3 separate regions of the Mus musculus genome follow, and all the other regions are linked to region 3. A link is a loop called in an ENCODE intact Hi-C map of the cell type or tissue named here. Cell type or tissue: gastrocnemius. All regions are shown on one strand. Region 1 has its middle 56 kb from the start of Fam241b. Region 2 overlaps Hkdc1 (hexokinase domain containing 1). Region 3 has its middle 13 kb from the start of Mir7662.

Region 1 (2,500 bases), 130 kb before region 3:
ACCTTCTCCCCACCCAAGGAACTGCAGAGACCCTCCTCTTGGGTACCTTTACATGGTCATCTTCTTCTTCTTCCTCTTCCTCCTCCTCCCTCCCCCACCTCCTCATCCCATGCAGAATCTCATGTAACCCAAACCCTTGATTTTCCTGTGTCTACCGCCTAAGTGCTGGGAATACACACACACACACACACACACACACACACACACACACACACATACACACACATACACACACATACATACACACACATACACACAATACATACATAACACACATACTTGCACACATATACATACATACATACATACATGTCTTACCACCTCTGGCTGGGGTCAAATCCAGAATATTGTGCACACCCTCCAAATATTCTACCAACCTTGACCTGGTCTTATTTAACAAACAAACAAACAAACAAACAAACAACAACAAAAACCTAAGAAGCCAATATTCATACATTAGGGTTCTGTACCCTAGAACAGCCTTAACAAAGCAAGCCTAAGGTACTGGTTTGGATGCCTTGGCAACTGACCTTGGCCTGCTAGGTTGTAAGAATTCTAAAGACTCAGAGCAATCGTCTTGCTGACTTGGATGGATGGATGGATGGATGGACGGACGGACGGACAGACGGACGGATGGGTGAGGCACAGGCTATTTTTTCTCATTTTCTCTTCTACCACAGGCCTCCTGCATTTGTTGGATTGCATGGCCATGATCCTGACTGAGTGTTGCTGCCCCTGGTCCTCACCTGGTGAGCACCCTACATGGTGAGGGTACTACTTGGTACCTCACCTGGTGAGGCTCTACATGCAAGCTGACCCCTGCCTCTGTCAGAATGACCCTGGTCCTAGCCCCAAGTTCTATGACCACAGATGCTAAACTATCCACGGGGACCTAGGGTCATCACGCACAACAGGGGCATCCAGAGCATGAGCTGTACTGCTCAAAGTGGGAGCCTCCTGGGAACACAGCAGAAGCTGGGCTTCAGGCTTCCACTTGTAAGCATGAGACCCTGTGGGCCAATGCTGGTGCTGATGGAAATGATGGATGTGGTGGAGGAGGAAGGAGGGAAGGAGCTCATTTCCCCTGTGACCCGTTGTCCAACCTGGCTTTCACATCTATGGACTGCGGCGTCTGGAAATAGAAAAAGAGACATGGGTTGGTCTTCCCTAGCTTAACTTCCATCAGCATCCTCCGCTCTCTAGACATTTAGAAGCAACAGGTACATTTGTCCTTCTATCTGCTTCCTCAGAATCCTAATCCCTTCCCTTCTGGGACTAAAAGGTGAAATGGCTCCAGTGTCCAGCAGAGGGCACCCAGGGCCTTCTAGCCAAACCATTTCCTGGGTGCCCTGATTGAAGTCTGTGTCTGCTAGCACACAGCTGGGCTGGTGGTTAGAGGCAGCGGCTGATGGCAGATTCATTCACTCCTGGACCACCCTCCTGGTCCTTCCTGAGCTGTGAGCTGTCTGTGCCTTGGGGTGGGTAGTGGTGAGCTTACAGAGGTCTTGGGCTGGGGGCTTTACAGGCTAGGTACCCTTTCTTGATATCCTCAAAGTGCCTGTGACAGAGTGGATGGACACCCACTCAGAAAAGCCATAATGCTTTGGTATTTCCATCTAGCTCTACTCTTGCATCTGGGATCAGGAGCCTGTCTCATGAGGGCTTTACTAAGCATCTTCAGTCATATAAAAATATACCTGCACAGGTAAGGGAAGCCTTCCTGGTACTTCCATCCTGGTTGCCTGTCAGTTCTAGGCGGTCTGTGTATGTGCGGATTCCCTCAGAAGTCAGAGACATTGGACCTGTGGGTTGTGACCCCTTTGGAGTTTGACCCTTTCACAGGGGTCACCTAAGGCCATTGGGAAACACTGATATTTATATTATGATTCGTAACAGAGGCAAAATTACAGGTATGAAGTAGCAACGAAAATGATTTTATGATTTGGGGCACCACACCATGAGGAACTGACACAGCATTAGGAAGGTTGAGAATCACTGCCCAAGAACTTAAGTTATAGGCAGATGTAAACTGCCCAGTGTCGGGGAATCGAACTTGGGCCCTCTAGAAGCACAGGAAAAGAAGAACAGCTTTTGCTCTTAAGCTACACCCCCCCCCCCCCGTTAGTTTTCCAGGGAGGGTCTCATCTCACCCAGACTGGCTTCCAAGTGCTGTGTAGGCAAAGAGGAGTTTTTAAAGATGTATTTAATGTTAGCGTATTGGTGTTTTACCTGCATGTATGTGTGGGTGTCAGGTCCCCTAGAACTGGACTTACAGAAAGCTGTGGGCTGCCATGTGGGTGCTGGGAACTAAACCCGGGTCCTTTGGAAGAGTGGCTGGTGTTCTTAACCACTGAGCCATCTCTCTAGTTCAAAGATGATTTTAAACTTCCGATCATCCTGTCTCCAGCTGCGGCATGACAGCTGTGTGCTACCACATCTGGCTTAGGCTGTGCAGGTTTATTCTCCAACCCAAGGCCTTCTGCCTGCTAAGCAAGTATTC
Region 2 (2,500 bases), 210 kb after region 3:
TGAGCCACATCCCCAAGTCTTGCTTTTCATTTTTCCAATCTCAAATCTTCCCACCCCTTGTGGGGAAAGACAGCCGTCCCCTTCCCTCGGCATCCCACACAAAGCAGGTGAGTTTGATCATACATCACCTTTCAATCTGGGACAGGAATTTGGTTTCAAAGATGCCCCTGGTCCGGAGTCGCTCTGAAATCTGCCCTCGGAAGAGGAGCCCCTGCCGGGTGAGGTCGATCAGGATCCGCCTCACAATCTCCCCCAGGTACATTCCACTGGTCATTTTCTCGTATCTGTTTGGGGAGAGGTGGATAAGACCAGACGGTGAGGACGCTGGTCTGGGTGTGGAAAGCAAGTCACACGGTCACATGGCACCTGGAATTCATGGTTCACAGTGGCCTCGGAGGCTCTCTCTACAGTTGTCAAAGAAACATAACACAGAGAACAGGGTGAAGTGAAAGAGGTAGACCTCAGAGCCATGTGGGAGCCAAGCCCAGCTTCCCACATCCTGTCATGGCATGCACCTCTACTGTAAGGTTTACCTGTAAACTGAGAGCAAAGCAGCATTCTAAGGGCCGCAGGAGGCAGGGTTAGCCTCTGCCAGCCAGGAATGAACATTGCCAAAGAGGGAGAGGGACCATCAATAACCATCGGGTCCTTGTCCAAGCCTCTGCCTAGACAATGTTCTCAGCGAAACGTATCCTTGAGCCTGATCTTAGCACATTTCTGAGGTGCTCAGCCTCTACTTGCTTGTTTGCCATCGTGATAAATCTCAGCTTCCCCTCGGTTTATATATTATAAACCCAAGCTTAACTGGGACGCATCTCACCAGATCTAAAACACTCTCTGGCCATTTGCAGAACACTGTCCTAACCCTGTCCCAAGGGAAGGGCCCAGTCTTACTCCTGGGGGCCTCATACACTAGCTTCACCTCAGTCTAGCCCTCTCTTCCAGTGAGCATCAGAATGCAGGTGGAAATCTACCATAAGGTGTCTAGAAGCCGTTCATTATTTTCTGTCTTTTCAGTAGTTAGTAATTGCAGTGTACCTTACAAAGGCTTGTGGCCCATGATAAGATGTGATACCATGTCAAGGTCAGCCTTCCCATCCATCCTAGGGACCCCTTTCCCACCCCTTAGGATACACTGACTTTAAAAGGCCAAGGACCTTGACCTCTAAATGGGACCTCATAAAGCCCACCTTATGGACCCACACCCCTGCTCTGTGGTACCCGGGCACTCTGCAAGCAGACATTCTGACAGCTTCTGGTTGGCTTCCAGAGCCCACAAGCCTTCAAAGTACCTTATGGTAATTAGAAAAGGGACCCTTTCCTCTCCTGTCAGAAACATAAAGATGGCCTTCTTTTATTCCCTGTTCTGGCATCTGGTTCAGTGATATAAGCATAGCGAAAGCTGCCAGGTTGATGCCACAGAACAGACCTGCTCCCTGGGTTTGGCAAAATGGCTTCTGCCAGGGCACGGTGTTGTACACTGTGTATTCAGATGCTGTTTGCTGTGCCCAGAGATCTGGTAGCAGTCCTGATATTGGCCTGTTATGTGGAGCATTTCCTGTCTCAATGATGTGTAAAAATTCTTCTTTTCCATCACCTCTGATTGGTTAATAAAGAGCTTATTCAGTCTATAGCTGGGCAGGAAGACACAGAGCGGGACTTCTGACCCCAGTCTGGAGGTTCCAAGCAAAAAGAGAAGAGAGAAGGAGAGAGAAGAAAGAGAACGGGAAGATTTCCCATGAGGTCTTTTTTCTTTAATCTTTTTTTTTTTTTTTTTTTTTTTTGGTTTTTCGAGACAGGGTTTCTCTGTATAGCCCTGACTGTCCTGGAACTCACTGTGTAGACCAGGCTGGCCTCGAACTCAGAAATCCACCTGCCTCTGCCTCCCGAGTGCTGGGATCAATGGCGTGCTTTAATCTTTTTTTTTAAGATTTATTTATTTATTATATATAAGTACACTGTAGCTGTCTTCAGACACACCAGACGAGGGCGTCAGATCCCATTACAGATGGTTGTGAGCCACCACGTGGTTGCTGGGATTTGAACTCGGGACCTTCAGAAGAGCAGTCGGTGCTCTTAACAGCTGAGCCATCTCTCCAGCCCTCCCATGAGGTCTCGATAAGAGAGTGACCATGAGGAGGAAGAGGTGAAGGAGATGGACCAGGAGATCATCACGTGAGTCTCCATGAAGACACACATGGGACAGAGCGAGCCAGGGACGGCTCAGAGTAAAGGACCTCGAGGCTGGGAAGTGAGCAGCCAATGAGGTTAGAATAGATGAGCATCTGCCTAGCATGCAGCTTATTAATAAATTCATTAGGTCTGGGCCTCCGTGCCTTTTATTTGGGAGCCAAAGGGGGATAGAGCAGGCATAGAGATGCCCGGTCGTTACTTGGAAGGAAAGGGGTTGAAGAAAAGCCCACAGGATCACACGACAGCCCCCCACCCCCAGAATCACATTTACATGCTCTCTTCACACACGACACACCACAAGGCCTTC
Region 3 (2,500 bases):
CATCTAATTTTCATTGAAATACTATACTTTTTGTTGACTGTTGTCCCCTACCATGAATTGCCTTTCGTTGTGTGTGTGATGCACACATGCGCACACGTACACACTTGTGCACATGTACACCCATGTTGTATTCATACATGCATGTTTGCACATGCATGGATGTGTAAGTTTGTGCAAATGTGAGTGTGTATGTGTGTGTGTGTGCATAAAGGCCCCAGGTAAAACTAATCAGCTTATTGTGTGGATGCCTCATCTCTATCCCTGTATTCTGGGGTTACACACAGGCTGACTGCCACATCCACACAACGTTGTGTGTGTTTGGGAATCCAATCCTCACATCTGCATGACAAGCCTTTGTTCACAGAGTCATTTCCCCAGCCCATGACCTTCATTTAATAGAAGCAGTATTCTCTTGTTCCTTCGAAGGAGCCTGTTTCAAGTGAGGGGTTTTGTCACTATAACAAATGCATCAGAAAGAAGCTTAATGGAGGAAAGACTTGCTCACAGTTTCAGAGGGCTCAGGTCACCCTTGCTTGGCTCCACACACTTGGACAGACCACCATATTGATGGGACTATGCAACAAAGGACTGCACTTACTTCACGGCAGCCGCTCACTTCACAGCAGCCCAGAAACAGATGTGGGGGAGGGGCACCAGGCCAGGACAAGGGACAGTCTCCAAGGACATTTCTTCTGTTAGGCCTCATCTCCAAAAGTTTCCAGCCCTTTCCAAAACAGTACACTAGCCAGGAACCACAAAGCTTTAACTTCTCCTTTGTGAGAAATGTCTCATATTCAAATCCTGACAGCGTCTAAAATACAAATTATTCTAAATTGGACATTAATCTATTTAATGTCATAGATTCATCTGTCAAGTATTTACTGAGTATCTGGTGACACTCTGAAGCTGCCCTAATGACAAGATGCCATTGGAAGTGGGGGTTCTGAGGTCCCTGGTACTCAGCCCTGGCAAATATTCTCCACCTACTGATTCTTCTTTGGCTTGGGAGTTGTTTTCAAATCCTCCAGGAAAGAGGTGACTCCGGTCTGCCTTCTACTTTTAGAGCCCTCCTCCTTCCCCTCTTCCTTCTCCTCTTTCTCCTCTTTCTCCTCCTCTTCCTCCTCATCCTCCTGCCCCTCCTCCTCCTCCTCTTCTTCCTCCTCCTGCTCCACCCCTCCCCCAACCCCACTCTGGCTGCCAGAAGAGTCCAAATGACTCTGAAAGGCCCAGGACACCTGGCTCTGGAGCATCCATAACCAAGGCCAAGTCAGCACCCAGAGGGCACCTGAGGCCAGCGGGCAGAGCCCCAACCCTGGTTCAGTGTCTGCCTTCCTAGCTCTGCCTCCAACACAGCCTGTGTCCTCAGTGGATGCAGATCAGGCTTTTTCTAGTCACGTGATGTCTTTGGTTCCCTCTAGAGGTTGGGGCCCAGAATGTCTATTTTGGCTGATGGAGAGGACACAGGACCAGTGAGAGGACAGGCAGCTAGCTCAGTCACCAGCAGAGTGGCAGGTGGCATAGAAAGGCATCCAAATGTGTGCAGCGATTACATCTAGACACCTCAAATGCTTCTTTGGGAAAGGAGAAAGAGGCTCAGAGGGAGACAAAGATTGGGCAAGGCTACATTGTGTATCAAGCCTGGTCCTCTGCTGGTCAGAGGTGGGATACAGCTAGCCCACTGTATCCCAGAAGCCCCAGGGGCCATCCCTGTCTGCTCCAACCACTGCCCATCATCTTTTAGTCAGAGGTACTCAGTGACTGTATACCATGCTTCTGGAACAATCTAAGCTCTGTGGAGACAACAGTGCACGAGGGCACACACACACACACACACACACACACACACACACACACAGAGCAGATCAAAATCTTGCTTTAAGTGGTCTGGCAAGCAATGCAGTAGCAATGTGAGGCCAGTGATACTTGAGTGTGGATGCATGCGTACATGTATGTGTGTGTGTGTGTGTGTGTGTGTGTGTGTGTGTGTTGCATCCTGCCATCAGCAACAGTGGAGGGAGAGCAGGTACTGAGCACCCTCCTTCCATGTCTAGTCTCCTGGCAAGGTAAAGATGGCCACCCTCGTGTCGCAGGGTGAATACATACTCCCATGGTCTCATTCTGGCATAGAAGTCCTGCCCCTCTCCTTAGCTTCTTCCTCTCAGGCTCTTGTGAATGCCCAAAGGCCCAGACTTCCTCTAGTGATTACATAATGATGGAGGGACAAGGGCTGCACTGGCAGAGAGAAACTTCATTCATTCTTCATTCCTGGTGCCCTGCCAGGATGGGGCAAGGAGGAAGCACAGGACCATTATGGAGGCCTTCAAGGCCTGACTCTTGTGATTTCTCCTGATTATGTAACTTTGGTGAGCCACCTGGCCTCTCTAAGCCCCTCCGTCCCCGCTGACACATTGCCACACAATAACCAACCACAATAATCTCCTTTCCCTGGTCTATGCATCCACGAGGTCAACAATTTGTTTTGAAACAGGGTCTCATCTAG

The links. A loop is a pair of places that touch in the nucleus more often than their neighbours do. Peaks named below come from ENCODE experiments on the same cell type or tissue, not always from the same donor. Only the 100,000 strongest peaks of a DNase experiment are listed, where the experiment ranks them.
Region 1: a loop joins it to region 3, with 5 times the contacts of the local background. A loop is called at or near these places in 13 of 42 quality-filtered maps.
Region 2: a loop joins it to region 3, with 2.5 times the contacts of the local background. A loop is called at or near these places in 8 of 42 quality-filtered maps.

Annotation. Positions count from the first base shown.
Region 1 is chr10:62,054,265-62,056,764 of GRCm38, forward strand. No RefSeq gene overlaps it. Among named protein-coding and RNA genes, the nearest start is that of Fam241b, 56 kb to the right of the region's middle. In gastrocnemius, a CTCF peak has its summit at 1,300 (motif pointing right); a DNase peak (open chromatin) is centred at 1,319.
Region 2 is chr10:62,391,183-62,393,682 of GRCm38, forward strand. Hkdc1 (hexokinase domain containing 1) reads right to left here. Exons shown (of 18, transcript NM_145419.1): 16 at 129-284. Among named protein-coding and RNA genes, the nearest start is that of Hkdc1, 30 kb to the right of the region's middle. In gastrocnemius, no CTCF peak of the experiment used is centred here; no DNase peak of the experiment used is centred here.
Region 3 is chr10:62,180,457-62,182,956 of GRCm38, forward strand. No RefSeq gene overlaps it. Among named protein-coding and RNA genes, the nearest start is that of Mir7662, 13 kb to the right of the region's middle. In gastrocnemius, no CTCF peak of the experiment used is centred here; DNase peaks (open chromatin) are centred at 1,359 and 2,299.